Linked DNA regions of Mus musculus: region 1 is linked to region 2. Evidence: chromatin loops called from intact Hi-C (ENCODE). Cell type or tissue: gastrocnemius. All regions are shown on one strand. Links, peaks and the distances in the headings refer to the core of each region. The heading gives the core; the rest is flanking DNA.

Region 1 (15,844 bases), core at 4,004-12,003, 71 kb after region 2:
AGAGCCCTTCCACCCAAAAGTAGGCTTACCTTGAGCGGCTGATCCCGCCTCATGACGGCAAGTTCGATGTTTTTGCCACCTGACTGGACCACCTTGAAGAAGGCAAAGAGTCAAGGTGTGTCTGGCCTCAAAGATGGAACATCTATTGTCCCAAATGCTGCCTAGTCATGCCTACTCAAGCAAGGTGCCCCTGTAACCTCCAGCCTGCACAGCAATGGCCCCTGGGGCTCAAGGCCTGTATTTCCAGCTCTGTTCACTCTGGCTTAGCCTACATGCACTCCAACTCCACAGTTCAGCATCACAAGCCTCTGGAAGAGACCCCAGTCACCTGAGCCGGGCATTCTACAGCACAGCACTGTTTCTCATGCTAACCCAACTGACCAAGCTGTATAAAGAACCCATCAACCATGCCACTGTCACCCAGCAGGCCTGCCCTGTTAGGGGTGGGGGGTGGGGTCTCCTGAGTACACTCACCTCTAACAGTGCCTTGATCACAAGTTTGATGGTCAGATCATCTGTTTCAATGGCATCATCTGTGTAGTTCTTCTCCAGAAATTCACGCACTGACTTGGCGCCCCGGCCTATGGCATTGGCCTAAAACACATGTGTGTCTTAGTAGAGCCAGTCTAAGTAGCTGGCTAGAGGCTGCCTCCCTCCTTCATGGTCTACAGTTGGCTCTCCAGAAGTGAAGGCACAGACCCAAGTCCTACTTTTTTTTTTTTTTTGAAAAGGCTATTATCACCTGGTGTTGATCCTTGCCAACAATGAAAGTTTTTTTTTTTGTTGTTTTTTTGGAGACAGGGTTTCTCTGTATAGCCCTGGCTGTCCTGGAGCTCACTTTGTAGACCAGGCTGGCCTCAAGAAATCCGCCTGCCTCTGCCTCCCGAGTGCTGGGATTAAAGGCGTGCGCCACCGCACCCGGTGAAAGTTCTTTATTATCAAGAGCCACTTAGGGAGATTTCACTCTAGGTCCTCTCACAATCCCATTCCCCATTGATACAATGCCAAATGGGAATGTAGAATGTTCCGATTTCATACACACGACATGGAACAAACAGGCAGTGCGTGTAGAACTAAGCTCAGAGATTATCTGTTTGCTGTTGCTAGCTCAGTACCTTCCAATAGCCTAAAGTTCCACTGTTTTGAAACGACTTACCTTCCAAGCATGGTATGTGCCCGAGGGGTCAGTCTGATAGAGTCTGGGAGTGCCATCAAAGTCAAAACCCACAATTAGGGCCGAGATACCAAATGGCCTGCGCCCATTGCTCTGTGTATAACGCTGAAAGGAAAAAAAAAGTGAGCACCATCAACCACAAAAGTTCATGCCAGACAAGTGGTTAGTGCCGAGAGAAAAGGAAGCCACCTGCAATTCAGATGGATGGAGAACAGCCTTTAGTGCACCCCTTCCTCTTAGACACACCCAAAGATTTATTTATGTGCGTTGTGTCTTGTGTCAGGAGGAGGGATTAGATCTCTCACAAATGGAGTTAGAGACTGCTTGTAAGCTACTTTGTGAGTGCTGGGAATTGAACCTGGGTCCTCAGAGCAGCTAATGTCCTTAACTGCTGAGATTATTGGAAGTCATCTCAACACAGGCTGACATGTTCCAGCTATAAGCTGTCTCTAAAGTTTGAGTGTCTTACTACAGAGTTGGGGGTGCCTTTCAGCACCCTCTCAACCAGAGTAGCAAGACAAATACTCGTACTCCCCTCCAGAGAACAGAGTCAGGATGAATCCAAGCCAGAAGAGACAACAGACTGGCAAGATGAAGTCACACAGCACCCTGATGGCGGACAGTGCCTAAGCAAGCACCTACCTGCTTCAGACTCGCAATGTAGCGGGTGATGTACTCCACAGTCACTGGGTCCTCCACTGTCAGCCGGTGGCTCTGGCACTCTACCCGGGCTCTGTTGATGACTATCCTTGCATCAGCGGTGAGACCTGAGACAAAGGTTCCTGTCAGGGCAGCTCATGGATACGACTAAGGTCAAGAACGTCAAGCCACATCCCAAAGCACACCAGCTTCTGCAAGCTGTTCCAAGAAGCAAGTACACGAACAACTGTGGATGCAGTCATGCTGGCACTCAGTTTTGTTTAGGGAATTGCGACTTCTTAGGTTGGATCTGTTGAGGATGATACCTGACATCTCTAGTGCAAGTGAGGCTCAGCAAGGAGGCTCCTGTCATCCCTCCAACCACAGGTGCTCCTGGACCGGAGAGTCAGGAACTGTTGCTGATACAGACATGACTAACAGCAGCAGTCAGGTCCAAGAATCCCCAGGAGAGATCCCAAGCTACAACTGCTGTTCTTGCTCTGTAGTCCAGGCTAGCCTGGAACTCAGCGGCTCATATCCACTTCATTTACCCAGTTTATACGTGTCACAACTGCCCATCCCCTCCAACCTGTCACCAATGCTCTGCTTGCCACCCTGGTTCAACTTATACCTGCAAAGGCCATACAGACGTTATCGTCCAAGGCGCAGATTTTTCGTACTGTTCTTTCATCTTGTAGCTTGGCCACTGATTTTTTTTCCACACCAAGAACAACAATGTCCTTTCCTCGAACACCAACCTTAAATGAAAATACATGTCACTTTTAAGAATCGTATGAGGACAGCTATTATTTTCTGACACAGCAGAATGGAGTGGGTTAGGCACATACAGATAGGCTTGGTGCAGGAGCCCTGCAGAAAAGTAAATCCACCCATATCTGGTCTACCGCTTGACAAACTGTACCACAATGAGGATCCAGATCCGCTCCTGAGGACCAGGACAAGTTATCAGGACCTGAATGCCAATTTCATGCCCTCAAAGCACTGAGGCGGTTACAACTGTATCACTGAGACCCTGAGTAGAAGCCTGAGGTGACTAAACCCCAGGCCACAATCCTGCCTGTTCACACTGCATGCACATAGTACTGGCAGGACCCGGTATGCTACAAAGTGAAGCACAATCCACTGTTTAAGACACCCCCACCCCCCTGCCCATGGCTGCGATTGTAGAAGGGAGGACGTGGTCCCTGTATAGACAGGGGAAAATGGGCCAGGGGATGTGGAATGGCATTTGCCCAGCACCAAAATCAAAATCAAACCAAAAAATTTTGTAGGCTATTTGGTCATACTGTTGATGGTGTTGTTTACTAAAAGACAAAACATTTTTTTAGCTGTGGTTCAGCCTCAGCTCACACCTTTAGCCCAAGGACTTTCTGCTTGAATATTGTAAACGAGATTAAATAAAGTCAAGAGGCAGGACATGCAACCAGCTGGCCAGAAGTGAAGATTATTTAAAAACAAAAACAAAAACCATAGAGTAAGAAGAAATCATGAGGATGGATAGAGACAAAGGAAGCAGAAAGGAGGGACATTCAGTTTGAAGGTTTTTTGAGTCAGCATGAGAAGGGGCAGGATTCCTGGTGGGACACTGACTGAGGAAGGTCAGCTGGGCTCTTCTCTGCCTCTAGGAGCCAGTAGGCTTTCACTCCAGTATCTGGTTCCTGAGTCTTCATTGGTAAAATCCAGCGATTGAAATTTTGTTAAAACAACAACAAAACCCCACAATAAACCCAGGAAACCTCACTTAACCCTTCAATCAAGAGAGGAACAGAAACAAATGTAGCAATCCCGGAAAGGGTGGTTGGGTAGAGGGCACCGCCCCTTGCCAGCTCCCTCTGATGTGGAACAGGATTCCCGGGCCCAGACCTCCAGATACCAGGAACCTCCCACAAGGCTCACCAAGGGCCTGGAGTGATTTCACACGTTCCTTCTGTGTTGATTCCTGTGACCTACAGGATCCAAAGCTAGCTGGATGCAGCAGGCAGCTGCCAGTTGGGAGCACTGGAGACAGGCACCCCAGATTCTAGAACATTCCTACTGAATGCGTGGAGCCCAGAGGTCTATACACTGGTGTCTTCCTCAACCCTTCTCCAACGTCAAAAGCAGTTTTACTTTTAAGTATGTTGTGTCTGTGCCTCTGAGTACAGCTGCCCATGGAGGCCAGAGGTGCTGGAGCCCTTGGAGCTTAAGTGTAAGGCAGTTTTGATCCTTAGAATCTGGGTGCTGGAAACTAAATTCAGTACTCTTCAAGAACAGATCTGCACCCTTCAACTGCCAAATCATCTCTCCAGCCCTCCAACTTGTTTTTTGAGATAGGGTCTCACACTGAACCTGAAGCTCACAGATTCTGCTACACTTACTGATCAGCAAGCCCAGTGTATCCTCCTGCCTCTGCCTCCCAGACTGGGATTCCAGGCATGTCACCAGGTGCAGTGCAGGGAGCCACCTCACTGGCCTCACAGGTTTTTCTTTTGTTAGACGGTTTCTCACTAGCTGTATCTCTTGGGTTTGGAGTGATGGCTCAGCGGCTGCTCTTCCACAGGACCCCAGGTTCAATTCCCAGCACCCATATGGCAACTCTAGTTCCAGGGAATCTGACACTCTCACACAGATATATACATATAGACAAACGGCCAAACGCACATAAAAATAACTTTTAAAATAATAAATTAATAATGCACACACACAACCACAAAGAGTCTTTATAGTTTTAGAAGTCTTTAGGGTCTCTAGATTTAGAAGCCCAGGCTGGCTTTGTACTTGTGAGATTTTTCGAGCCTCAACCTTCTAAATGCCAGGATTATACAGGCCTGCACTTCCAAGCCCTGTCATTCCAGAGTTCTTGGGTGGATTGGGTCACCAAAAGCTTTGGGGTTTTAGTTTCAAGGAGATAAAATACCTGGGAAATGTAAGCGTTTCAAGACTCGGAACCACGTGTGTTCCGGAAGATCCGGTGACTCGGGAAAAACAAAAACCAAAACTAAAACTGTCTCACTGCTGGCGCTTACAGGTGTGGGGAGTCCTTTTCCAAACAGTGCTAAGGACTGAACAAAACTGGGGCGCGGTGAGAAGGGCCCACCGGAACCAGAACACGGCGTCGGTGGCGCATGCGGACCCGGAAGCAGCCTGTCACCATCGCAGGGCCGACGAATCGCCCTTTGTTCACAACGCCCACCTGGGCCTAGCTCGCAGATCCCCAAGTCCCCGCCGGCGCCGGCTACAGCCAGCCTCCCGCCGCCCGCGCGCACCTGCGGCCTCCGCCGTCCGCGCCGCGCGCACAGCACCAAGATGGCCCCGGCCCAGCCCCGGGGATGCGCTCGCCTAGATGCTCCGCAGTGGGGAAGCCAGAAAAAATCGCCCGGCTCTCCGGGAAGCGCGGCGCGGTCCCCGCGACCTGGTGCCCTTCCTACGTCGTCACCATTCAGCTCCCGTCACCTCCTGGTCCACCCGCCGCCAGCAGATAGCGCGGCCCCCGCGCCCAGGTCTGCGTGCCCCGCTTCCTTTTGCACCCCGTCGCTCAGGCCCCGGGCCGGCTCACCGCGGTGGAGCCCTTTTTGACCGCCTCCTGCGCGTACTCCACTTGGAAGAGGTGGCCGTCGGGCGAGAAGACGGTGATGGCGCGGTCGTAGCTCATCACTGCGGACGCACTAGCTCGGGCCGCCGCCGCTCAAAAGCGCACACTCACCGTCAGCGCCCCGCCCTCCCGGGCCACGCTGCTGGCGTCTGGCGTCAGGGGGACGTGCGGCACGGCGGGGCGGGGCAGGGCGGGCGGAACCACCGAAGCTCAGCACAGGGGGCGGTGTACCGGCTACCGGCTGGACGAAGAGCGCAGGCCGGGTGCAGGGGGCCTCCGCGCGGTATCCTGACCTGGGAGGCAGTCGCGTAAGGCGTGGGGACGCGGGGGACTCGAGCGCGCATTGGCGACAGGCAGGCGGGCGAGCCCACGGCACCGCGCCCCCCGTGTCCCCGCCCCCGCTCTGCGGAGAATGGGCACCTCGGGCCGCGGGGCGCAGCCGGAGAATAAACCCCAATGATCACGGGCTGAGTCCGCGCCACCACCATGTCCGTGGCCTTCGCGTCGGCGCGGCCGAGAGGCAAAGGGGAGGTCACTCAGCAGACCATCCAGAAGGTGGGCATGGCCGAGGGGGTACAGAGTGCGGGTGGGCGCGGGGCACGAACAAAGCCGGGGCACAGCCCGCCGCACGGAGCCCTGACGGCGGCTCCCCGCGCCCCCAGGAAAGCCTGCGCCAACTTTGCTGGAGGCACTGGCAGCGGGGGCCCGGCGGCCGCAGGGGGTGGGGACCCCGGAGCGCGTTGCGCGTTCTTCTCCCAGAGCGCCCCAGGCAGCAGACGCAACAGAGCGAGACGCCAGGGCCCGCGGCCCCTCCAGCCGGGGCGGGGGCTTGTCGCGCTCTGCTGACAGCCGTGGTAGCGACGGTCGCGCGCCTTTGCGCGATGCTTGGCGAGTGGAGAAGGGGGAGCAGGCAGCCTGGAGGCGCGCCGCTGCGGCGAGCTGGCCGCTCTTGTGAGGTACTGCGGTGCCCTGCACAAAGGAACGCATCCAAAGTGTGCGTGCCATTTCCAGAGCCCGCACCGCTGTCCAGAGCTTGCTGCACGCGGCGGACTTGAGGCTAGCGCAGCCCCGCCCCCGCTCGGGCCACTGGGTATCCGCGAGCCTCGCCTTCTGCACCCTGGCTTCAGACACCGCAGGTTTGTCCTGCAGTCTCTCAGTTTCATCCTTTAGTTTGGGCCAGTTTCTCAGAGAAGGCGTTTGCGTGGGTGTGTGGACGTCTTTAACAAAAGGAAGCTTTAAGTTTTGGCTTGGACACTTTAGCTTCTTACTGTTTGCCTTCGCGGTTCCAGGCATCTTTCTTACGCGATGGCTTTTCCTAATTCTGGTTCCTTTTACAGAATTCTTGAATTCTTTTGAGCCAGTTAGTTCCCAAAGGAAATTGGCCTCTCTACTCCCTCAGAGGCTTGTGGGGATTTTCTTCGCTTGTCGCCTGTTTCCCAGATCACCCTTGCTATCCTCCTTAGGAACATAATGGTTATCACTGTTGGCAAGTCCTAGTTAGCAGGGGAGATTATTGGAGGAAAGCAGAAATGCAGGTTTTATAGATCTTGCCACATTTAACTTTTTGCAGAAGTGACTTAGTGAAGGAGGCTACAGAGGCTACGTGGTAAAGCTAATAGTAGCCCTTCCGTGTGGCTCCACAGGCTGCTGTCTGTGTGGCCATGAACTAGGAGCCTTGGTTGGTGGAGGGTGGAGTACTCCACACATTGGCAGTCCAGACAGTGCCCAGGCACTCTGGCTGCTGGATCTTAACAGTCACTCTTTCCAGTGCCACTTTTGGCTTCAACATTTTTAGTCAGTAGTCAAACGTGCTCATCAAAGATCCTCAGTTTCTCCAGGCAAAGGTGTATTGGAGGACTACGCCAAACATCAGATCACAAAGAGGAGATGTTGGCTGACCTCAGCTCAGGGCAGAAATTCAGCCTGTGCATCTTTGGAAGTGGGTCTTAAGTTTAGCCTGTCAAGGTCCTTAACCTGGTAGGGCTGGCAATTCACTTCCTGTCTCTGTGAATCCTTTACTGGGGAGTCTGAGAAGGCCTGAGGGGGGATGTGTCATGTACTTAAACCGTGCACTCTGACCTGGCCTGATGATGCGCCACTGCAGTTACATTCTGCAGCATATGTGGCAAGACGGTCTGAGAACAGCCTGAGCTACATGATAAGTTCAAAGGCAGCTCAAGATGTGTGTGTGTGTGCTAACCAGCCCATGATGAGACCACTGGGGAGAGCTAGGAGTTCCAGAGAAGGAGAAGGCCAGTGGGTGGTGAAAGCAAAGGAAATAACAGCGCGTTCTTGGAGGACGGATCCTACTCAACCGTCACAGCCCGCAATGTCCTCTCCTCAATCTTGTCTCGACAGTCACAAGGCCATTGTAGTACTTGGAGGTATTGCTGGTGGCATATGAGTTAGCATGTAATGAAGTGGCCTTTGCTGGTCCGTAGTCTTGCATGGTACACCCTATAAACTATAAAATCCATAGCACAGGTTCTGCCTAGGCGAATGTATTCGTGTCCCATAACTTCCCTGACTGGCCACAACCCAGGTGACATTAGACAACAGTTTTCATTCACTCACTCTGTCAAGGTGTGAAGAGTGGCTGGCTGCCTTCCTTCTCTCACGAAGTTCTGGGGGAGGCTACCTCATACCTTCCCAGCTTCTGGTGGCTCCCACAGCCTTTGGTGTCCTTTGGTCTGCGATGAGATCTCTGTTTTCCTCTTCTGGGATCTCCTCGCCTGTTTTTCTGACTCTTCTCAGAAGCATACCATTCTTATAAGGTAACAAACATTGGTTTGCAGATAGCCTTCTTTCCAAGTTTGGGGCTTTCCATAGAAGTAAGAGTATGAGGTCAGGAAATTTGAGCAAGCTTTGAATCGTTCTAGATGTGGCCTGCAGGGAGGGAGTGGTGACCCAGAGTGGGAGTCTGGAGAGCTGCCCTGACCTGGAGCAAGTGACCTTGTGACAGAGCACTGGCACCTAACGAGGATGTAGTCAGAACTGTGCTTTTGTGTGGACAATGTGTGTGCCTGGGATCCTGAAGTGGAACTACAGCTGGCTAGAGCCCTCAGAGACACCACTGGCCAAGGACCAACTCTAACTCTGTCTTTCTCTCCACTAGCTGAGGGCTATAGTATCCCAATGTCCAGCACTGTGCGCTCCTGGTGCAACCAGCCAGGGTATAGTGCAGTGATTTGGGTGGCTGCATGCCTATTAGAAGGCCCACTGGACGCCCCCTGCTGTTTCATGTAACAATTACACAATAAAAGTTACATATCTCTATTGCTGATTATTATTATTATTTACATGCATGGGTACATGTGCCACAGTGTACAGGTGGAGGTCAGAGGATTATGGAGTCACGTCCTTCTCCTTTGACTGGGGTTCCAGTCTCCAGGCTTTTTTGGGGGTGGGGGTTAGGTGTTTTGTTTTTTGGTTTTTTTTTTTTTGGTTTTTTTTTTTTTTGGTTTTTGGAGACAGGGTTTCTCTGTATAGCTCTGGCTGTCCTGGAACTAACTCACTCTGTAGACCAGGCTGGCCTCGAACTCAGAAATCCTGCCTGCCTCTGCCTCCCAAGTGCTGGGACTAAAGGCGTGCACCACCAACACCCAGCGTCCAGGCTTCTAAAGTCAATCCTATTAATAAGGCACTTTGGCTGCTTGGAACATTAGAGCTGTCCCCATAACGGTGAATGATGTGTGGAGCTGAGTCTGAGTCCCCTATTAAAGTGGAAGAGTAATGGCTCTTGGGTAGCTGTTCTTGAGCAACAGTACTTCCTAGGGGGGCACAAGGTTTCTCCTCCCATCTCTGGAATGGGGAAGGAATGATATCCCTTCATTCCTCAGTCTGGAGTTCACCTTGGGGAGGGAACAGCCCTTTGGCCTCTTTGCTTTCTGTCAGGCAGAGAACCACTCTGCATGGTTCTCAGCCTGATCCTTGCATTCCTTGGATGGAGAGAAGTGGGGACAGGTGTTCTTTGGAAAGAGACACACAGGCCTGTACCCTCTGCTCACTGAGGCCTGGCTGGAAACACTCCCAAGAAGACAGCTCTGGCCAAAGGCCAGATCTGTTCCCCAGTCTCAAAGTGGGAGTCACTTGGAGCAGGATTCAGTGTCCGCCACCTCCCTACACCCCATCTTTTGTGTGCCTTGGGAAAGAACACCTATCCCATTTGGTATGTGGTGTTCTGCCTTAGGCATGTTCCTAGATTACTGGACCATCGCGCTTGACTACCACTATCTCTGTGCTTGGAGCCCAGGGACATTTCCAGAAAGTCCCCAAGCTACAGGTGAGGAACACACTGTGTCCAGCAGGTGCAGTGAGGGCTAGATATGAGCACCAGCAAATGGCGCGGAACTGAAGCTGGAGGAAAGCAGCCAAGCTTCAGAGCCTAGTTCATGGAGTGTGTGTGGGAGAGAAAGGCCTGAAGGAGTGAGGGGTGGGGGACTGTGGGATGCTGTGTAGAACAGGCTGTGGGCAGGATCCATTTGCTACCTTTCAGATTGTGTCTAGTTGTAAGCATGTACACATGGGGTCCTCTGGTGTAGAGGAATTTTAATTCAGCTGCTCTGGCAAGGAATCACATCCAAAGACCTTCTGGTCTGTATGAGCTGGCTGGAGTGCAGACACTCTCTTAGTCCACAACTTCACTTCCTGACAATGAAGGGAAGGTTAGCTTATAGAAGGAAGCAGCCATGCTTGAAAGCTGTGTTCAATTGAGGGGCAGACAAAGTGACAAATCAGAGAAAGATTTGACAGAATGAGTCAGGCATGGGATACATCCAAGCAACACACACACACACACACACACACACACACACAAAACAACACAGCAAAGAGAGGCAACTTAAAAGTAATGAGAGAGGAGGCTGGAGAGATGGCTCAGAGGTTAAGAGCGTTGACTGCTCTTCCAGAGATCCTGAGTTTAAATCCCAGCAACCACATGGTGGCTCACAACCATCTGTAATGGGATCTGATGCCCTCTTTTGGTGTGTCTGAAGACAGCTACAGTGTACTCACATACAAATAAATAAATCTTTTTTTTTTTTTTTAAAGATTAGTGAGAAGAAAAGAAGATTGTGCGTGTGTGTTTGTGTGTGTGTATGTATTGGTTTACTGAAACAGGTTGTGTGTGTGTGTGTGTGTGTGTGTGTGTGTGTGTGTGTGTGAGTTTTACTGAAACAGGTTGCAGAGAGAAGCCAGACACAGGTGAAAATAGAACAAGCCAGAGAATGAGAAGGAGCCAGAAGATCAGAACATATTGCCTATGTTCTAAGGCCATGGTATGAATAGGAGGCCAAGCAGAACAATTCAATCAAAAGCAGAGAGCAGGCAGATTGAATCAGTCAGCTTGGAAGATTAGATTGTATGCAGGTTAGAAGCTTCCAGGCCCAGGCCTAGGGATAGGGATAGTTAGCATACAGAAAAGAAATGCTCTGGGCTCAGCCCAAGCCGTGTATTTGCATAGCTTGAGAGCAGCTCTTACCCCATCATCTGAGGAAATGAAAGTGATGTTTACACTCTGGACTGTGTGAGAGCAAAGAGGGCTGCTCCGGCTTCTTGGGCTCAAATCCTCTTCCATCATTTCTTCTTGACACGTGCTTTTGGGCCTCAGTTTCCTGCTTTTAGAGGGAAGGTGATGTTGAGTTAAAGCCAGTTGAGCAGTATGGATGGACCAGACCATCTTGGTCCCGTTTTGCAAGAGTGCTGAGGCCTCTGTAGGAAATGGTAGAAAACCGTGGCCAGTCCAGAATCCTGTAAAGAGGCGGTTGGTGGCATGCAGTTTGGATTCATCTGAACATGCAGGGTTTTAACGTCATCTGCCATCTGTGTGTACCTTTCCCCAGTGCTGAGATTTTCATGGAGGCAGGGAGATGTGCTGTGCTGAGCTAACTCAGTCTTCTCAGTATTCAAAGATGCACAGGACCAGAAATGACACCCGTGTTGTCTCAGGAAGGTGGAAACATACTGTACCTGTGGTCGTGTACTTAACTGCGTGTGTAGTCTTTGAAAACGGGACATCTGCGTTAAGCGTGGTAGTGAGACTACAAGGCTGTGTGTTCCTCCCACGTGCACGGCCTGTGTGTGTGTGATTTGGGGACTGCTTGGAAGCTTGCACAGCTAATTCATGTCTTGTGCAGTGGGTGAATGTTCAGTAGGGCTGCAGCACTCTCCCGGAGTGTGCTTAGGTCGGGCATCGGCCTCCCGGAAATGACTCAAAGAGAGCTGCATCACCAAAGGCTTCTCTACCATGGGTGACAGCTCACAAAGCTGGGAGCTTGCGGCAGACTGCACAGACTGCAGACTGCTCGGCAGATTGGAGAGCCTCTTCCAGGTGGGTGGGTTTGTCTGGGAGTCTGCTCAGTGGTTCTTACTCCTTATATACTCCTGAGGCCTAGTGAGTCTGGTCAGTTTCAGGGACTTCCTGAAGCTATTTTGAGTTGTTTACTTCTTGTCTTAAGGACGGTCCCTGTAGAATGGACTGTTTCACTTCTCAGAAAATCCTGTCCTAAAATGCAGTGTATCTCACCTCCCCTTTCACATCCTGGTCTTTAGAGAGTTTTTCTCTAGGATGGAAGGGAACAGAAAACAAGGAGATGAGAGGGACAGTTGTGCTCAGGACCTCAGCCCATGGACTGGAATCATTCACAGTGGATGATGGGTCTTCTTACCCCAGTCTAATCTAGGTAATCCTTCAGTTGTGGGCACTTGTGAGCTTTCTGAGTAGGTGCTAGGTATTGAACTCAGGTCCTCTGCAAGATCAGCACTCACCCTTAACCACCGAGTCATTTCTCCATCCCTATTGTTTTGATTTTTAACAAGGTCTCACTGTGTAGTTCCCACTGGCCTAGAACCCACAATGTAGACCAGGTTAGCCTTCAATTTCTGACACTCTTTCTGCCTGCTATTGGTGTTCTTGGCACGCATTGTTTGGTTTGGTTTGGTTTGGTTTGATTTTTGCCTCTCTGTGGTTTTTATTCCACATATTAGCACACCTGTGCATGGCTGCTGTGGCAGAGGTTTGGAGGTCTGTGTTGGTTTTATTTGTTGGTTTGTGTTTGGTTTGGTTTTTTGAGACAGGGTTTCTCTGTGTAGCCCTGGCTGTGCTGGAACTAACTGCAGACCAGGCTGGCCTCGACTTAGAGATCTACCTGTTCCTGCCTCCTGAGTGCTGTGATTAAAAGCATGAGCCACCCATACCCAACCATTTTTTAGAAAGATTTATTTATGCTTTTATATATGTGTATATGTGTAAACTCTGTATATATATATATATCACACATATATATGCAAATGTGTATATATATATATATATATATACACACACACACAGAGTGGGGATGAGGGGAGTGAGTGCTCTATTTGCATGCTAGAAGAGGGCATTGGATCCCATTACAGGTGGTTGTGAGCCACCACGTGGTTGCTGGGAATTGAACTCAGGACTTCTGGAAGAATATTTAGTTCTCTTAATCAGTGAGTCATTTCTCCAGCCATATTTTTTTTTTTTTGTTTTTTGAGACAAGGTTTCTCTGTGTAGCTCTGGCTGTCCTGGAACTCACTGTGTAGATCAGGCTGGCCTTATACTCACAGAAATCTGCCTTTCTCTGTGTCCAAGTGCTGGGATTAAAAGCATGCACCTATATTGCCCAGCACCCTATATTAATTTTAAGTAGCTCTGTGATCTTTCATTTATATAGTAACTTGTCTTTATTCTTGTGTTCTGAATTTTGAGTTGATGTTTTCTTCATGATCTTGGTTGCTCCAAGTGTTGGCCATTGAGACCCAATCTGTGGGATCAGTTTGGAGTTCCACATGTTAGGCAGATGCGCTGCCACTGGACTGTACACCCAGCCTTTGGGTCTAGTGTCTGACCCGGAGGACAGGCTTCCTCCATAGGCTGATGCTGGCCATCATAAACAGCCCTGTTGAGACTGGGAGAGGTCCCTGTGTGACAGCTGAGATGCTCTCTGCCTTCCAGTGGTGGCTCTCCCTTCCCTCATCCCTGCCAGCAGAGTACAGGCAGGGGACAGCCCTGTCCTGAGCCTTGGCCACCCACCAGTGTCCAGGTCTTACCTAAGCAAGCCAGCACCCTGTTTGCTGTTTTAAGAAAGCATGGGCTGGAGATGTGGCTCAGCAGTGAAGCATGTACTGCCCTTGCTGAGGATCCAGGTTCAGTTCCTAGCACCCCCATTGAGCAGCTCACAATCACCTGTAACTCCAGCTCTAGGGGATGCGATCCCCCTCTTCTGGCCCCTCTGGGTACCTGCACACGTCACACACATACTAGCACACAAGTTAACATACATACATAGTTAAAAAAAAACAAATCTTTTTTTGTTTTGTTTTGTTTTGTTTTTCGAGACAGGGTTTCTCTATATAGTCCTGGCTATCCTGGAACTTACTCAGTAGACCAGGCTGGCCTCAAACTCAGAAATCCACCTGCCTCTGCCTCCCAAGTGCTGGGATTAAAGGCATGAGCCACCACTGCCCAGCACTAAGAAACAAATCTTAAAACGACACCAGTTCAGTGCTTGCAAATGCTCAGTTCTGTGTGAATCGGCACTGTCCCTCTATGTGGCTGGCTGTACCGTAGAGCTGTCAGCAGCCGCTCTGCATCTTCCTTTAGGCTGTTGTGGCTTTCATGACAACCTGGACATGCTGTAGGGGTTTTACTTTGTGTCCTTGGGAAGAGCCTCTCCTTGAGAGTGAGGGTTTGAAGAAGAGGATTCTGGGAGCCTTGCTTGTGTGTGTGTGTTGGGGGGTGTGCGGGGAGAGAGGTGAGTGAAAGTCCTTACCTGCCCTTTAGATCATAAGCAGCTTCTGTGTGGCAGCGCCCCCTGGTGGACACTCAGTCCAGGAAAACAGTGGAGAGGAGGCGCTTTAAAGGAAGTAAGGAGCTGGACAGAGGAGAGGTTCTATAGGCTGAGGTGTGAGCTGGTCTCAGGCAGAGGGCAGGTCCAGGGACCCACAATGCAAAGTAGAGGGAAGGGCAGCCGGCAGCCTAAAGGAACAGGGCAAGTGTGTGTTTTTGTGAAGGTGGAGGAAGGGCCTGCCTGGTGTGAGCGCTTGAGTACAGACCCTGTGTGGCACAGGAAGTGGCAGGTATTCCTGGCGTCCTCCCCCAGGGACACTGGTCACTCCAGGTAAAAAGTGGCTCAGAGCTGTGCCTGCTGGCTGTCCTCTGCCCACTGGCTTGCCACACTTCTTCTGTCCCCTCCCATCCCTCCCTCTGCCTTTCTCAGATGCCCTTCAAGGACCATCAGGCGACAGAAGACCCTTGTGTACCGTGCCTGTCCATAAGCTTGGCCCCCTTCACTCACAAGCAATTTCACGCCCAGTGTCCCTGATACCCCACCCAGTGTTACTGGTCACTAGAACCAGCACATGCCAGAACCGCCCTAGGGGCTGTGGAGGTCAGACTTACATGACTGAGTTTGGGAAGAGTGTGCTACAGTCTCCAAGAGACAAGACAGCACATCCAGGATACCTCTGGAGCTCAGCCCAGTGCCTCCCAGCGCTACCACGTGTACCATCCACCTGGGCAGGTACAGGCCTGGGATCTGCATTTCTGACCAGTGTGGGCTGTGCCTGTTGGAGGGAGGGTCAGCTTCCTTCTCCCTAGAACAGAGACTCTGGCTTGCACCACATTTCTGGCAGCCCACTGTCCTCTAGCATGTTCATGCCTGACCATTCACATACCACTCCATGCTTCTAATCCAGACCCTATATGATGTGTAAGACAGTCTCAGAAAAGTGCCAGCCTCTGCAGAGTGTAGCCTGGGCCTCTGCCCCCTTCCTTTCATGTCCTCAGGGCTCAGGGAGGTCAGTGTTCTCATTGTCTTGCCTAGCCTTATGTATCTACAGTGCCTCCTACTGGCCGTGCATTTCCTGGGCTTCTCTCACTGGCCTAGGGATGGATGTAAGCTGGCCCTGCCCTCTTGTGGAGTTGAGATTTGAGGGTCTGTGGAGCTCTCTAGGTAGGAGCCAAGACCTAGAGCCCCTATAAGCTGCCTCTGCGCTCTTGTGGAATTGTGATTGTAGGTAGAGACCAGGACCTGGAGTGTGTGCCCCTAGCACGCTCCCCAAGGGTCCTGATGCCCTAGATGCGAACCAGCTGCTGAGTGACCTTGCATGCACCCTGGTTGCCTCCCCCCAGATGCTGGATGAGAACCACCACCTGATCCAGTGCATCCTGGACTACCAGAGCAAGGGCAAGACCGCCGAGTGCACGCAGTGAGTAACGTGCCGGCCCAGGACCCGGCCCGCCCCGGGCTCTGTGACTGCCTTCTCCACGTGCTGGGAAAGCTTCCTTGGTGCAGAGCAGAGGGAGGTCAGAGGTGGCCCCGGAGAACAAGTGGCATGGAAAGCCTTCCCATGAGGGCTTGGGGGAAAGAGGCAAATGGGGAACATGGAGAGGTGTTTCTACAGCCTCCACCCATGGGGCC
Region 2 (15,844 bases), core at 4,785-12,784:
CAAAGCTAGCTGCCAGAGCAGAAGGCTAACTGCAGCAACAGTCCCAGTCCCAGCTCCTGGCCTCCTCAAGAGAAACACAGTAACGTGACTGAGCAGTTCCTCAGTCCCCTGAAGTGCTGCCTGTGAAGTCTCTACCTCAGCAGCACAATGCTAGTCACAGAAAGTCGTGAGGAGTGACGCCCGCCACCCTATCTACACCAGGATACTGGTGGTGTCCTTTTCAGCCACTACCAGGCAATGAAGGAAGAGCCTTGCACAGGCTAGACAGAGACTCAAACGCTGTGCCCAAGCCCTCTTTTTACTTTGCATTGCAGGCACACTGGCCTTGAACTCCTGATCCTTCCACACCAGCCTTTAAGTAAGAAGCTGGGACTACAGACCGTGACACTAGGTCTGGCCCTAGTGCATTTCTGTCATCTAAGAATGGTGTTCATACATCTCCCAGTACATGTGTGTCATGTACAACCAATGCACACACTCAATATTCCACATGCACATACATATCACCTGGCCTCAAGCACTTCAGATGTCCATATGGTCATTGTCACATGTAGTCATGAGGTGTAACCCTCTGGGACCACGTCTGGGATGAGAAAGTCATACGACAATGATGCCAGGATTCTGGGAAAGCCAGGCTGGACAATGGGGTTTTAGGGCCATGATGCTAAGACAGCATAAGTCAGAAATCCCACAGAGCTGAATCTGGCCTACAAAGCATCCCAAGGGTGAGAGGTCATCTTCCTCTTCAACCTCCAATCAGCCCCCAGACAGTGATCACAAATGTGTGGCAACAGAGCCATGTCACAGGACCCAAGGGGTAAAATTAGAACCAATTAAAGCCTGGCAAGGCTTCCAAACCAGGAAACAGAGGTCAGAGGACAGAAGTCAAGAGATACCTGGAACCTGACAGTGTAATGAGCCTGGTGAGAAATTCCCTACAGCTCCTCACAGGACCAGAACTTCACTGAGTCACCCTAAAGTTTCACACACATTGATCCAAGTTTCCTCAGTGCTAAACTAAATTCTTCCCTAAGTGGCACCATCGTGGCTCCACCCACTTGCCAGAAGTGTCAGGAAAAACTTTGCAGGGTCCTGTATGGAATGCAGCTAACCAAGTGTCTCTAGAATGGAGAGGATAGTCTATTAGTAAACTGCACTCCAGTCTTACAGAGCTCTGCTCCCCAAACACAACCAGCAATAGTCTCTTACTCCCTCCACCTCTAGCACAAGGAATCTGAAGTTGAAGCTGAGCCTCCCTAGACTCCCTCTTGCCAACTCTGCCATATCCTAGGGCCTGCTCCTTGTCCCTCAGACCTCCCCTTGCTTTCCCATCGTACAGGTCCAATTCCCCAATATTCTTTGCACTTAGGAACAGCCAATTACCAAATTTTCCCAGCTGGAATTAGAGAAAGAGAGTTATGATGCTTTTGGGACAAGACTTAAGGACAAGGGGAAGCCCCTGCCCACTGCCTGCTGCTCTTGCAGCTGGCATGACTACAATAACTTATCTCATGGGCATTATCAGCCAGGGACCCTCGGCTACAAACAGGAGCTGCAAGGTGGAACAGAACTCAAAGAACTCAAATCAAAGGAGTCTTGTGAGACTGACAGAGCCCAGGCTAGAGAACACACTGAGTCACTGCACCAAACAGGCGCCCTGACTCCTAAGCACAATGAGCACTCCCCTAAGCAGATGCAGACACCAAGTATTCCCTATAGAAGCCCACTCCCTGCCAGATGTGTTAAGCACAAAAACAGACTTCAAAGTGAACCACAAGCAGGTCACTAAAAGCTGCCAACACACTGAGCTGCCAAGTCTCCTCACAGTGGCCTTTGGGTCTCTGGCAGGGCATTTTCCTGTTTATTCAGCACCTTCACACAGGAAATATCCCTACTAAGAGACTTTCAAGGTTCAGAGACAGGCCACAGACTGAAAGTTAGAACATCAGTACACAGTATGGAGCCTAAGGCAGCAGACACACTTGGCAGCTTGGCTGGGCTTGAGCCCACCTACAATGTCAAAGAGCCCAGTCACAGGGACAAACAGGAAGCACTGGTCCCCATAACAAAAAGGGTCCCAGGACACTGTCTATCTATGTCTCCATCTCCCACCCCCCATAGTTGGTTCTTCACCCCTGTCTGCTTAGGAGACCTTCCTCCCAAACCACCCCAGGCTTGAGGGACTCCACAGCCTACCCCAGAAACAAGTCACTGCTTCCAGGTGCAGGGCATGCCCATAGATCTTCCCACCATGATCATAAGGGCCACCAAATCTTCTTGACTCTCAAATCCTTTCCTCTACCTGGGCTCCGGATTATGTTCACTACCCAACATTCCCACTCAGACATAACACATCAAACCCTGCACATTCCACCCAGGGGTCATCCATCAGTATGGCCCATGTATCAGACTCACTGACAAGACCACCTAACCAGTCCCCAGAGCTGCAGCCATGAGCAAGCCCCACTAATGCTCAGCTCACACCACCACTAGGATTCTGCCTCTGTCCAGCCCCCACAACAACTTTGTATTCCACAGCTCACAGACCCAAAAGGGACCACAAAACAAAGTTTGATTCTGTCACTACCCTGACTAAACCCTCAACAGCTGGTTCCCAGGTGAAAGAAATCTCAATTCCTAGACCAAACCAACACAGCCTCACCTCCTACTACCCTTCTCCCACGCCCATTGCCTTCCCCAGTCGTTCCCTGGACAGACGGTGTATGGCTGGCCCCTCTCTTCACTCCCAGGAAGGCCCTCCCTGCCTAGCATCACCTCTTGGCCATAGGCACCCATGAGAGCCAGAAATATATTTTGAAATTCCTCTGTCAAGTACCTGGCCCCACACAAGAGCCATGCCAGAAGAGCCGGGGTCTGCAGCTGTGAGACCCTGACTCAGCATGCTCACGGGGCAGCATGTATTTTTAGGTGCAGTTCTGCAAGTACATAGTGAGTGAGATCAGCCAGCATGCCCCAGCACCAACCACACTAACAAGACCCACACCAGCTGAGTCACAGACACAATCAAAGGACAATTACATAGGCCCTATGCGTTATTACTGATTCCAAAAAAAGTCATATTTTGGCAATGCTTATTGAAGTGTAAACTGGCCTAGCCCCTGCAAAGTAATTTCTATCAAGGCCTAGAAAATGCTCAACCATCAGATATGCAGGTATATGTGGAGATATGAAAGTAAGGGTGGGCCATTACAGCAGGCTGGGACACCTCAGCACAGGGTCTGCACAGGCTGAGGTGCCCGCAGTGCAACAAAGCCTCAAAAACCAATGAGGGCTAGGAGAGCACAGAAAACCTGAGGGCAAGGCAAGGCTAGCCACACTCCTCAGCAGGGCAGGGGAAGGTTCTAACTTTATGATATCAAATATATCATAAGAAGAGGCAGAAATGGTCAGCCCTCACAGGAAAGTCTAGGCAAAGAGCAACGACAAAAGACTTATTTTCCTCTCACTAACTTCGCAACTTCCTATAGTAAATACAAACTTAAAATCAGAAAAAGCGCCGGGCAGTGGTGCCTTTAATCCCAGCACTTGGGAGGCAGAGGCAGGCGGATTTCTAAGTTCGAGGCCAGCCTGGTCTACAGAGTGAGTTCCAGGACAGCCAGGGCTACACAGAGAAACCCTGACTCAAAAAAAAAAAAAAAAATCAGAAAAAGCAGGCTGGAAAATACTAATGCCCTGCAACCCTGGGGCAGGGAAACCACCAGGTGTGGTGCTCCATACCTGTAACTCCACACAGCACTTTAGAGGCAGGGGTAAGACATCCTGGGCTACACATGGAGACCCTGTCCAAACAAGTCAGCCCGAAAGGCTTTCTTTCAAACACCTTCAAACAACCACTGCTTGAGGGACAGTAATGCTCTGAATCCCTTCACAGGGTCAGCTGAGCACCAAGCAGGCCATGCTGTGAGTGGGAACTTGTGCAGCCATCAAGTCAGGGCTCCCCTGCTAAGACCCAAAGTCTCTCAAAGACTAATCCTGAGGGCTGGGGGAGAACTCAGCTGATGAAGTGTTTGTTGCATAAGTGTGAGGATCTATCTGAGTCTGAGCCCCAGTACCCATATAAACAGCCAGGGCACGCACTTGTCACCCAGCACTAGACAAGCACTGTCCATGGATCCCAAGGGCTTGTTGGCCAGCCAGTCCATCCTACTTGCTGAGTACCAGCCAGTGAGAGACCCTTCTCAACAAAAAGGTAGTCGGTAGGTGAGAAACACCTTCCAATAACCTGTGGCCTCTCTATCAAGCTGTAAGACACACACACACACACACACACACACACACACACACACCACAGTGGGAATAGGTTAATTGAAAAGCAAGGGGCTGGGGAATAGTTCAGGCAGTAAAATACTTGCTGTGCACACAGGAAGACCTGAGTTTAACCCAAAGCACACTCTGAACAAGTCAAGCATGGCAGCTCCGCTACCATCTCCGAGCTGGTGAGGCAGAGAAAGGAGGACCCCTGAGCTGTGCTGGCAGCCAGGCTACAGCTTTATCAAGCCCTAGGTTCCATGAGCAACCTTGTCTTTTTTAAGGGGGTAGGGAGACACCATATACTATGCACACACATGCAAATACAAACTGGTACACACAGGGAAAAACTGAATCTTAAGCCCCCATCCCCATGTACACAGGAAGTAAGAAGCAGGCTCTTTCCCTCCCTTCTTTGCCACTCTGTAACAGGTCATCAGCCAAAGACCCTTCCTTTGTCCCTGCCAGCACCTTCTGAAAAGTGCTGTCAGATCTCAGCCTCTGCCGGGGCCTGTGCGCTGGGCCGCATACCCCAGGTCTGACTCTGCAGGAAGCTCTAGGCAGTAGCCCTGGATGGGGAGGGCTCAGTTCTTTTTGCTGCTCAGCATCAACTAAGACCTCAGTCCCTCAAATTAAACGCCTTCAGATCCACACAGCAGACTCACTACTAAGGTCTCATTCTAAAGCCAGATATCCAGTTTGTCACAAGAACCAGAAGTCCCCCAGAGCAATGACTCCAAAACCCAAGGTCATCAGCACCACCCACCTGCATGTTGTAGGTGCACTCCCTGCAAGTTTGAGCCCACAGAAACCGGTGCCTTCCTCAGGGCCACTCTACCACTCAGAGGACAGGACCTTACAAAATGGTCCCTCAACACCTCAGGAAGGAGACAGAGACGGCCGGCCCAGTGAGTAAAGGCACTGCTATGCTCTGCAAGCTGGCACCCTAAGTTTGATCCCCAAAACCCACAGAAAGGTAGCAGGGACGACTGACTGTCCACACCTCTGTCCACTCTTCTCATGTGTGCTGAAGCACATGCACCCATACACCATGTGCACACACACTAACAGTCTGTGCACACACTAACACACCATGTGCACACACACTAACAGTCTGTGCACACACTAACACACCATGTGTACACACTAACACACCATGTGCACACACACTAACAGTATGTGCACACACTAACACACCATGTGCACACACTAACACACCATGTGCACACACACTAACAGTATGTGCACACACTAACACAGTATGTGCACACACACTAACAGTATGTGCACACACTAACACACCATGTGCACACACACTAACAGTCTGTGCACACACTAACACACCATGTGTGCACACACTAACAGTCTGTGCACACACTAACACAGTATGTGCACACACACTAACAGTGTGCTTAAAGCTCCAGGAGGAGAGGAAAAGGCTCTCCCGAACTTCACAGACTCTCAGAGTGGCAAAAGGCCTAGCTTCCAGCAACCCCTCCTACCAGAACATGATTGTAGAGCAAACTGCAGGTCTGCATGCAGCACACTGGCCCCATACACAGCAGCAAGCTGCTTGGGCAGACAGGTCACAAAAGAACAGGGTAAAAGTGGATTCTAACTGTGGGCAATGTTAGCTCTTAAAGATTTTCAAGCTCTTATGTCTTTGGTACAAATATTCAAAAGAAGGTAAAAAACCAAAACTTTCACAGCCCTAGCATAAAATATAAAACTCCTACTTCTTAGACATAACTGTGCAGTGCCTGATCTGCCAAGCAGTTCTAAAGAACTGGCCCAACTGCACTCAAACCAACATCCAGGTAACCCTGGCTTCAGCACAGGCACAAAGCTGCACAGCACCCAGACTTCCTACACAAAAGCCCCCCTCTCCCATCTTCTTAACTTAATCTAGCAGTTTTAGTGCTAGCCAAGGCCTGACTAAAAGACTGCCAACAACAGCCCTGAACAGCAGCTGCATCCCAGACCAGGCAAGGAGAGGCTCATGGAGAAAAGCAAAGTTGCTCCTTCAAACTCCACAAACTGCTTCAGACCTTAGGCAGTTTCTACAGAACTTTACATCTTTGCTTCAAGATTTGCAAAAAGAGAAAAAAGAAAAAGAAAAAAAAGCAGCTATAATGATTTGATCAGCCCGGATATAACCTGCTATTTATAAAAGCTGTTTCCAAATTTACATTGTAAGTGGAAGAAAGTGCACATTTACACAGAGGCAGTCTTTGAAAGCATCCTGGAACACCCTGACTTAAGTACTACCCCACCAAGCCACTCCATTCAGGGCAGGGGGCTGAGTGAGGTAGACATGGTTCTGATCCAGTGGCCTCTCTGGGGCAATTGTGAAGAGGTTTCCCAGTGGCCGATCTTCCCTCCTTCACTCATTCCTACCCAAGCCAGGGGGTACTCTTCTTAGGAGCCCTAGTATACAAGAATCTGCCCAGAAGTGCAGTGCATATACATAGAGACCAATAAGCCAAGTATAACAGCATACACTAGCACCCAGGAAGCTAGAACTGAAGGACCTCAAGCAAGGCCTACATGGGCTATAGAATGAGAGTCCCAGACAACCTAATGAGAGACCCTGCCTCTTAAAAACCAAAACAAAGAGTTGAGCTGATATGATGGGTTCTCCCCAAGGTCAGAGCCTTTGCTTGAACACACAGCATGAAGTGTGGATGAGCCCACCATCCTGAAATGCTCACAGACCCTCTACTACTACCAAAACACAACAATGCTGAACAGCTCCAAAAACAGCTGCAAATGCCAGTCATCATCCCATCACCACACTGCCCGAAGATGACAATGACAGGCCAGCTGTGAATCTGATGGGAAAGGAGACCCACTCCTAGTCTTCCAAAGTGCACCACTGCCCGAGTTATGGTTACCAAAATGTTTCTCCTCTTCCTCCTCTTCTTCTTCTTCCTCCTCCTCCAGCAGCAGCAGCAAACTAGGTTACAACCTTTGGCCTAAAGCCAGGCCCTAGTGAGGTCCTCCCATAGGTAGCATGTGGCTCTGTGGGTGGTGGCCACCCCAGCATTGTCCACTCAGAGCAAGACAACCTGCCCCAAACTTCTTGTCCACTGGGTAAGACTTTTCACTGGAATAAAACTAACCTTAAAAAGACTGTTACCATCCTTCAAGCAGGGAAAGGATCAGGGAACTAGGACTAAAGTGCAGCTGTGCCCATCCATGTCTCATCCTGTGGGGCAATGGACAACTTCCTATTCACTCAGCAGAGACAAACTTTACAGTCAGACAAACTGAGGCTCCATAAGCAAACAGCAACTGTGACCTCGAGTAAGAAAAGCTAAAGTTCCAAGAATGTTCCTCTTGGTTGCTGCTGCCAAAGTTGGCCTTCAGAACCCCAGCCCATAACCCCTCCAGAACTCCACCCTGAGCTGCCTGAGAATCTATCTGCCCAACAACTCAGGCAGACCCAAATGTGGTGAGCCACTAATCCACATCCACGTGTGGGAACCAGCACCTGACACCTGTGTCACTCCAGAGCCACAGCATCCAAGCCAACAGAAGGAATGTTTGCTCCTACACAGAGAACCTATGATTTAGCCAAGTTCTAGAGCAACATGAGAGTAAATTCAATACCAAGGTAGAATGAGCACACGTAAAAGAAAATGCTAATTTGCCAAGTTAGAAAAACAGCCTGCAGGACAGCATCCTCACCCAGAACTCTCAAAGTCACCAGAGCACACACTAACTCTGAGGTTCTCTCACCTGCCCTTTTGACAACTATAGTCACACTGTGACATGCCTCTATCTCCTCCTGACATGTGCACCTGCCATCCAGCAATCTGAGAACTATCTAAAGCTCTCATTGTGGATCAAACTTAGACTTTGGCACCAGCAAACCACCAGCAAGTCACAACCACAGTAACATCCCAGTCCCTTTAGAAACTTGTCCTGACAGGGAAGATCGGGGCTCCGGTTGCTTAAAAAAATAAAAGAAATTAAAAAACAAGTTCAAGGTACTTATTAGAAGTTCCTGGTGAATGCTGAAGATTAAACTTGATCTCACAGACCTCAGGGTGAAGCCTGTGTCCCTCCCCTCCCCCAGCATGACCTCTCTCATGAGGGCACTGGGAGGGACTCAGCCCTTTTCACACTCCTCTCAACTGCCAATGGTATGCTATTCCACTTGACACCTATGTGTAGCCTTGAAACCTGCCTCCCCCTCTCTCTCCACTTTACCGTGCAAAGGCTGCTATTGGCTAAACAACGTTTTATTAGAACCTATTTTCATCTTTCCTGAGTATATTTTATTATAAAAGCTATCAATGAAGGAGGAACATCAGTTAGAAAAAGTTCTGCCTACGCAGTTACAGGACAAAACTAGGATGCTTGCATCCTCTGACTACGCCTCCCCGTCTTGTTTAAAAAGATGTCGGTTTTCTAGCACTGGTGGTAATGGTTTTAAGCACCAAACATTAGCTTAGCTTTGGGTGTTTTTAAAGTAAGGTAATCAATCAGCACTCCTTATCAAAACAGCAACAGAAGCCAGGGGTACAGAGGATGGGTGTGAGTTTTCTCTTTTTTAGAAAGCATGTGGGACTTTGAAGCAGAGCTCTGGGTGTCTGCTACACACCAGACTCTGCCCTACTCTCCAGCACAAGCATGGGGGCTGATGCAGACGCAGACGCAGAGACGTGCAAATAATGAACATGTTTACATTTCCCCCAAGGAGTTATCTTCTGCTCTACACGCCAACTCTGAACCTGACCTGGAAAAGGAGGCAGCAGTGGTGCAGACAGCAGCCAATGCCCTTTTCAAATGACATCGTCCTTCTCCCAGGGAGACGGACTTCACTTGTGCAGCACTCAAAAGCAAAGGAGCCAGGGTAAGCCAGGATTGCTATGGAAGGATGCCATGGGCACCTGACTAAGCCAGCTTTCCTGATAAAAGGACAATGTGGGCACATACTTGCATTGGGGAAGTCCGTGTTAAAGTACTGTGGCATTTCGAACAGCAGACTACAAGCACAAAATGCATCTTAAACTATAAATATCAGCCATACTTTCCACCCAGAGGTCAGAATGAAGATAATGAACAAGGCATTTCAATTTCACACACAAAACACACACACACACAGCCACCCCACACACACACACACACCCTGCTCACTTCTCAGCAAACCCCAGATGTGTGGCAAGAGACATCTGCAGTTCCTAGGCCTTATGTCACACCCAGCGCCTCCTCAGAGCATGGCAGCCCCTGCAACCTCTCAAACACTTCTGGGTCCTATATCCCCATAGATAGGGCAGGTATCTCTGGACCTTTGATGAGCCTTCCCAATCCTCATTGACTTCCACAGCAAAACCCAATTCTAAAGATGCTGTAGGTCTTTCAACGTGACCCAAACCACTTTTAAGAAAACAGGAGAGGACACAGTAGCAGCATGTTTTCTAATTCTCTACTACTGCCACCGCGGCGGGCGGGCGGGCGGGCGGCGCTGCTACTACTGCTTGCACATGTCACCGTGTAATACCGGAGGAGCGCACAGGGCTTGCTCCGGCCCAGGGTTCTGTGGGAACACTCCTGCAGAGGACTCTCAAACAAAAGCAGGCTACAAGCGAGGAAAGGAGCCACTCGACAAACCCAAGGGACCCTTAGGAATTCGAGGACAACAGAGTCAGAACATGTGTGGAATCTGCAAGAGCCGAGACAGCTCCTGTGTCCCAGAATCCACATCACCATGATCTCCTGCATCCGCAGACCCCTACGCACTAAGTGTCCTACTGACCTCCAGGGATGGCAACAACAAAAAACACCCAGGGTCCACTTTCAGGCACTGATGACCACTAAACGCCTGCTCCCAGCATGGAGTCCCCAACCGGCTTCCCTGGCAACAGGAAAGCCCATGCCGCCTTCCACAGACTTCATTAGCATGCCCGTGAGTAGTCGGTTCGCCCTCTCTTGACCTCACCTGAGGAAGGAGAGAGAAGGGCCCCTCGGCTATACGGTGGTAGCCCAGAGCATCCGAATGGGACAGCAGAGTTCCCCGAGGGATCTGGGAGCTCCAGGACTGGGACGCCCTCAAAACTGGCAGGTCACCTGGGCAGGGGCCGCCCCTCGGCCTCTCGGGCCACCCGACTAGGGCACGGTCCCAGAATGCAGCCCAGAACTTCCTGGAACGCCAGGGCAGCCTGGTGCACCCGCCCTCGGCCTCCCGCCGCGCGCTGCCACTCACCTGGGGGCAGCTGGAAGTTCTGGATGTTGGTCGGGTTCTGCGGCGGCTGCGGCAGGCGCGGGGCCAGCACGGTGGGCGTCAGCGTGGCCCGGATAGCGCCGGTGGTGGCCGCCGGCGTCCGAGGCAGGCTGGGGGTCGCCGCGGCCGCACCCTTCGCCAGCCCCGCGGGGGTCCCGGGCGCAGGCCCCGGCAGCGCGCCCGGCATGGCGGGCCCGAGCAGCACACTGCCCGCCGCGCCCCCGCCCGCGACCCCCGCCGCCGCCGCCGCCGCCGCCGGCCCCGGCCCGGGCCCCGGTCCGGGCTTGGGCGCCTCGGCCTTGGCCCCCTGCGCGCCCGCGCCCGGCTGGCCCAACCCCGCGGCGCCCCCGGAGGCCGCGGCGGGGGCAGGAGCGGCCCCGTTCTGCGCGGCGGCGGCAGCGGCGGCGGCGGCGGCAGCGGCAGCGGGTGACACGGGGGGCGCGGGCGCGGCGGGGTGCCCGGGCGGCCGGGCTGGCGCGACAGGCGCTGGGGGCGCGGGCGGCGGGGGCGCGGCGGGCGCGGGCGCGGCGGGCGGCGAGGGCGCGGCGGGCGCGGGGGCCGCCTGGATGACAGAGCCGGCGGCGGGCGGCGGCGCGGGCCCGTTGTTGACCGGGCTGACAGCAGGTGCGGCGTGCGGCGCGGTGGGCGGCGCGGCGCTCCCATTCAAAGTTTGCGCGGCGCCGGGGCCGGGCGGGCCAGGCGGGCCGGGCTTGGAGGCGCCGGGGCCGGCGGGTGGGGCGGCGGCGGCGGGATCCGGCCCCGCGACGGCGGCGGCGGTGGCGGCGGCAGCGGCAGCGGCGGCGGGGCAGGGCCCCGCGCTGGCCTCGGGCAGCGGCCTCAGCTTGGCGGGCGCCGGCGCGGGCCCTGCGGGGACAAGCAAGCGGCGCGGTGAGCTGGAGCCCGGGCGCCGCGGGCCCCCACCCGCCGGCCGCGCTCTACCTGCGGGGGGCGGCTCCGGCGCCGCTGCGGGCGCGCCCTCGGCGGAGGCGGCCGGCCCTGCGCCCGCGGCTCCGGCCGGGCTGCCGCTCACAACATGGTTCCCGAGCGCGCCGGCGGCCGCGGCCCGCAGCTCGGGCGTGCGCGGCGCGAGGTGGTGGTGGTGGGCCGCGCTGGCCGCCAGCTGCGACTCGAGCGAGCCCACCAGATCGCTCACCACTTTCTCGTCCACCTCGCTGTTGAAGAAGACCTCGTCCAGCAGATCCGAGCCCGCCGCCATCTTTCCTCCTCGCCGCCGCCGCCGCCGCCGCTCGGCCGAGCGCGCCTGGGCAGGAGGAGGTTCCAGCGGGGCGGGGGGCGGTGCGCGGGGCGGGCGGGGGCGCGGCGCGCAGGGAGGGGGGAGGGGCGGCCCACTGCGCAGGCGCGCCGACACGCACCGCCCACGCCCGCGCCCCTGTGGCCTCCGATTGGCTGCGGCGGGCTCTTAAAAGACGCGGCCAATGGCTGCGAGCGCCAGAGGCCGGGGAGCAGGCTAGGCGCTGGGTGCTGGTCGGCTGTTGGAGCGCTGGTGGGAATGGCAGCGGGGCCGGGAGAGCGGCGGCTCTAGGCGCCGGGTGGGTCGCGGCAGCCGGCTGCGGGGTTCGCCCTTTGTCTGCACCCTTCCAAAATGGCTGCGGCCAGGGCGGGCGGTGACAGCTGCGCGGGCGCTCCCGGGGCCCCGGCGGTCAGAGAGGAGCAGGAGTCCTGGCACGAAGGCGCTTTCGGGGCGGAGAGGTGCGCAGAGGACGCCGCGGACACGACGGGTCAGCTCCCCTGACTTACAGCGGTTAGTACGAGGGCCGTGCACACCCCGGACGAAGCTGGACATCCGGAAGCTGATTTGTTCTTTATTTACTTTTCTCGTGGGGGAGGGGGGGGTTGGTTGTAAATCCTCTAAACTGATGCTTGCTGGCACTTTGTAGGAACATTTTCGTTACCATTTCTCCCCTTTCTTTCTGGGTGTTTTCTTAACCAAAAGGCCGTCTTATTGGACATCGCTATGGATTTCGTCTTTCCTTTTTTTTTTTTTTTTTTTTGAAAAGGCCGAAAACAAATTCCAGATGGCAAAGCTTGTTGGGGACCTCAACGCAACTGACCTTCCTAGAATCATCGTCACCTCTGAAGAGACTTGCCACGGTCTGCACAGATCCAGCACTGGGGAATGAGGAATTTGACACTGTAATTTTTTTTTTTTCCTTTCGTGCCTTGAAAGAGACTCTTCCCACCAGCTTTTACTACCCACACACACCCTCCATGCACTCGGAAGATGAAGGCAGGAGGAAAAGGAGTTCAACCTTTGTTATGCATTTAGTTGGAGGCCAGCCTGGGGGTCTTGTGGGGCCCTGTATCAAAAAGGTGAGGTGAGAACTATTCTCTCAAAAGCAGAGTATAAACTCTCAGCCTGTGTGCTGATCCTGTCCCAGCCTTTTAAACTAAATGAGTTATATAACTACTATACAAACCCCACCCTACCCCAGCTGTCCTCTAAGCAATAGTCTACCTAAGGAACTGTGCGCCTTGAAGCCAAAAAACAAAACAAACAAACAAACCCCACAGTGCCCTCACTTGCAAAGTGTGCTTGGGAATCCTTAAATAACAGAAATTTTGTTCTTGAACATCAGCCTCCAGATTTGGAAAGCCAGTAAAAAGAAAGAGACAATGAGGAAGCAGGTTGGGTGCTAGAAGCCAGTATAGGCTTGACACACACTAGAAGGAACAGAAATTCACAGTTGTAAATAAAACCCACGAGTCTTCTTTTGACACAGGAGAACACGTTCAGGGCCAAGAGCATCATCCTGAGTGAGTGGGACACTACTTAGTCACAGCCCCCAGCCACAAGTCACAGAATTCTTTACTCTTGATAATGGTTTGAAGATTTTAAAGTGGACCAAAGGATCAGAAGGTTCTTGCTAATCCTCTTGATGCCGGTTAATGGGACCCACCAGTTAGGTGTACAGTAGCCTGTACCCCGAAGCCATTAGGTGACAGGGAGCACAACAATGAGAGCCATAGCAAAGCCCAGGCTCTGGAGCTCACAGGCCTCTTGGTACCACGGTACACAGCCTCCTTCCATTCTTAAGCATCTGCTAATGACACAGCCCCTGAGCCACCAAGACTTAAGTTACAGGTGCAGGGTTTAGGGTCTGTGCCCACCAGTCCCTTCATTCCTTGCTGCAGAGCCCAGTGTGGGAGCCACACATCTTTCAGGTAGCTGTTTTCAAGTGCAGAGCTCTTAAGACTGAAGTGGGTGGAGCTAAAAAGTCTCCTCCCCTCCTCAAAATCTATATGCAAGGGGCAGTAGACACTATTAAAGCCTTAACCTTTGTCACTCTGGAGACTGAAGAACAAATTTTCTTTAAATTGTCTCTCCCTTTGATACATTGCCATAGGCCATTATGACTTTCATAGTTTGAACTAGCATTAAAAGAGAAAAGGAAGAATCATTAAATATAAAGTATAAATAAAACACCCATTTTGTAGAAACAGGGGACAACCTTTTGCAAGTAGGTTCCTGCCACCATAGGTTTAAGGGATCAAATTTTTATCAGGCTAATATGGCAACTACTTTTATCTGCTTAACCATTTCACCAGCACAAGATGTTTAATTAAAAAAAAAAAAAAAAAAGGCAAAGCGGAGGGATAAGGAGATGGCTCGCTTGGTGAAATGATAGGATATGAGTTGAATCCCAGTACCCACATGAAAACACTGGGTATAGCAGCATGCATCTGTAATCCCAGCTATGGGGAGGTGGGGATCACAGTATTCCTGGGTCTCACTGGCCCAGAAAGTGTAGTGAAATATCCTGTCTCAAAAAATAAGAATGATTGAGGAATACACCTGTATACCTGATGCTGACCTCTAACCTCCATGCATACATGCACGCACCACAGAGAGACAGACAGACAGACAGACAGAGACACAGGCAAGAGTGCACACTAGATGGTAGCTGGAGACCTCAAACTGGTTCCTGCTTTCTGGGTGATTGTGTCAGGCACCCTTACCTTGTGGTAGCTTCAGCCATCTCTGGACTCACCTGGCTATGGTCTCTCCTTTATTTTGTTTTGACAGAGCATCTTGTGTTGCACATGCTAGCCTTGATAGGCTCATTCCATCCTGTCAGCCTTTCACATAGCTGGTACCTCTCATCTTCTAGTGATACCAGTTCCTGGATTTGGGACCTACCAAATTCCAAGATCACTTTGAAAAGTTTTTAACACATTACAACTGCAACTCCTTTGCTTGAGACCAGGCTTGGGTGGCCACCAGTCTTAGGACTAATGCATTGAGTGCTCTCTGCAAGGCCAAAGAGGAACTGAGGTTAGAAGGCTTAAGTTTGTGGCTGGGTCTCACTCTTGGTAAGGGTATAAAGCCAAGTCTCAGACACTAAGGTTGCTGGGCACTAGTAGCACTCTTCCCATGCTGAGGTTAGCTATCCTTTTGTCCACACGTCAATGGACATCATGGGTCTGGTGTCTGCTCCTCCTGCCTTCTCCTTTTGAAACTAACCCCGGTCTCCAGAGCCAGCTGTCTATAAAACTCCAGAATGACTCATGACAACATTCTCTTGGCTGACTCCCACAAAGGACTAACTATAGCTGTGTGACCGGGTTTACAGTTCAGCTCAGAGGAGCTTACTCAGAGTGCATGAGGGAGCCCAGCCTGTCAGCATGCCTGCACTTGGCTTCCCGAGCCTCCACCTCCCGAGTGTTTCATCATCAGCCTCACTTCCCAGGAAAAGGCAGCCATACCTCCTGCGAGGTGCACTGTCGCTCTGCTCTATCCGGTGGTTCCCTGAGGGTTTCCTTTTTGGTTGATTTCTAATAAAACTTGCCTCCCCCACCCCCACCCCCCATTCAGCTCACATGTCCAGTTTATAAAATCCTAACTCAATTTGGAACAGAGTATAGTGGTACACACATATAGTACCAGCACTTCAGAAGTGGAAGCAGGAATTGTTCAAGGCCAGCCTCAGCTACATAATAATGTGGAGAGCTGCTGGTCCACATAAAACTGTCTTGAAAGATAAAAAATAAACAACAATAACAGCAAAACCCCAGCAAACCTCAACTCACGTCCCTGAAAACTTAGTGCCGTTAAGTGTTGAATGATCACATTTAAGGTTTGGTGGCTGGCATGGTTAGGAAGAGCTAGTGAGATGCCTCAGTCACTGAGGATGCACCCTAAGAAGAGGGTGGAGCCCAGCACTTTTCCTCTCTGTGAGAGAGTGCCTGGCAGAAGAGCCTCAGTGAGGAAGAGCATGCAGGAGCAGACATGGCAGGAGAACAGCCCATGGCTTGCAGTGTCAGGAGGTTGAGGATAATTGTAACCCACAAGAAGGAAGCAAGCAAGACCTGGCAGCCCTACTTGAA

What was found. Peaks named below come from ENCODE experiments on the same cell type or tissue, not always from the same donor. Only the 100,000 strongest peaks of a DNase experiment are listed, where the experiment ranks them.
Region 1: it touches region 2 in a loop (3-fold over the local background); 17 of 42 quality-filtered maps call a loop at or near these places.

The regions. Positions count from the first base shown.
Region 1 is chr2:180,036,909-180,052,752 of GRCm38, forward strand. It overlaps Psma7 (proteasome subunit alpha 7), which reads right to left and starts at 5,556. Exons shown (of 7, transcript NM_011969.2): 1 at 5,370-5,556; 2 at 2,445-2,571; 3 at 1,817-1,941; 4 at 1,157-1,279; 5 at 475-594; 6 at 30-92. The coding sequence starts at 5,465. It overlaps Ss18l1 (SS18, nBAF chromatin remodeling complex subunit like 1), which reads left to right and starts at 5,575. Exons shown (of 11, transcript NM_178750.5): 1 at 5,575-5,960; 2 at 15,556-15,632. The coding sequence starts at 5,892. In gastrocnemius, for the core only: CTCF peaks have their summits at 5,634 and 8,647 (motif pointing left); DNase peaks (open chromatin) are centred at 5,119, 5,546, 5,824, 6,229 and 1 more place; H3K4me3 peaks cover 3,202 bases; H3K27ac peaks cover 2,636 bases.
Region 2 is chr2:179,964,933-179,980,776 of GRCm38, forward strand. Taf4 (TATA-box binding protein associated factor 4) reads right to left here and starts at 11,714. Exons shown (of 15, transcript NM_001081092.1): 1 at 10,481-11,714. The coding sequence starts at 11,714. 4921531C22Rik (RIKEN cDNA 4921531C22 gene) reads left to right here and starts at 11,921. Exons shown (of 2, transcript NR_033782.1): 1 at 11,921-12,260; 2 at 12,517-14,081. In gastrocnemius, for the core only: no CTCF peak of the experiment used is centred there; DNase peaks (open chromatin) are centred at 9,132, 9,851, 10,185, 10,513 and 2 more places; H3K4me3 peaks cover 3,519 bases; H3K27ac peaks cover 4,230 bases.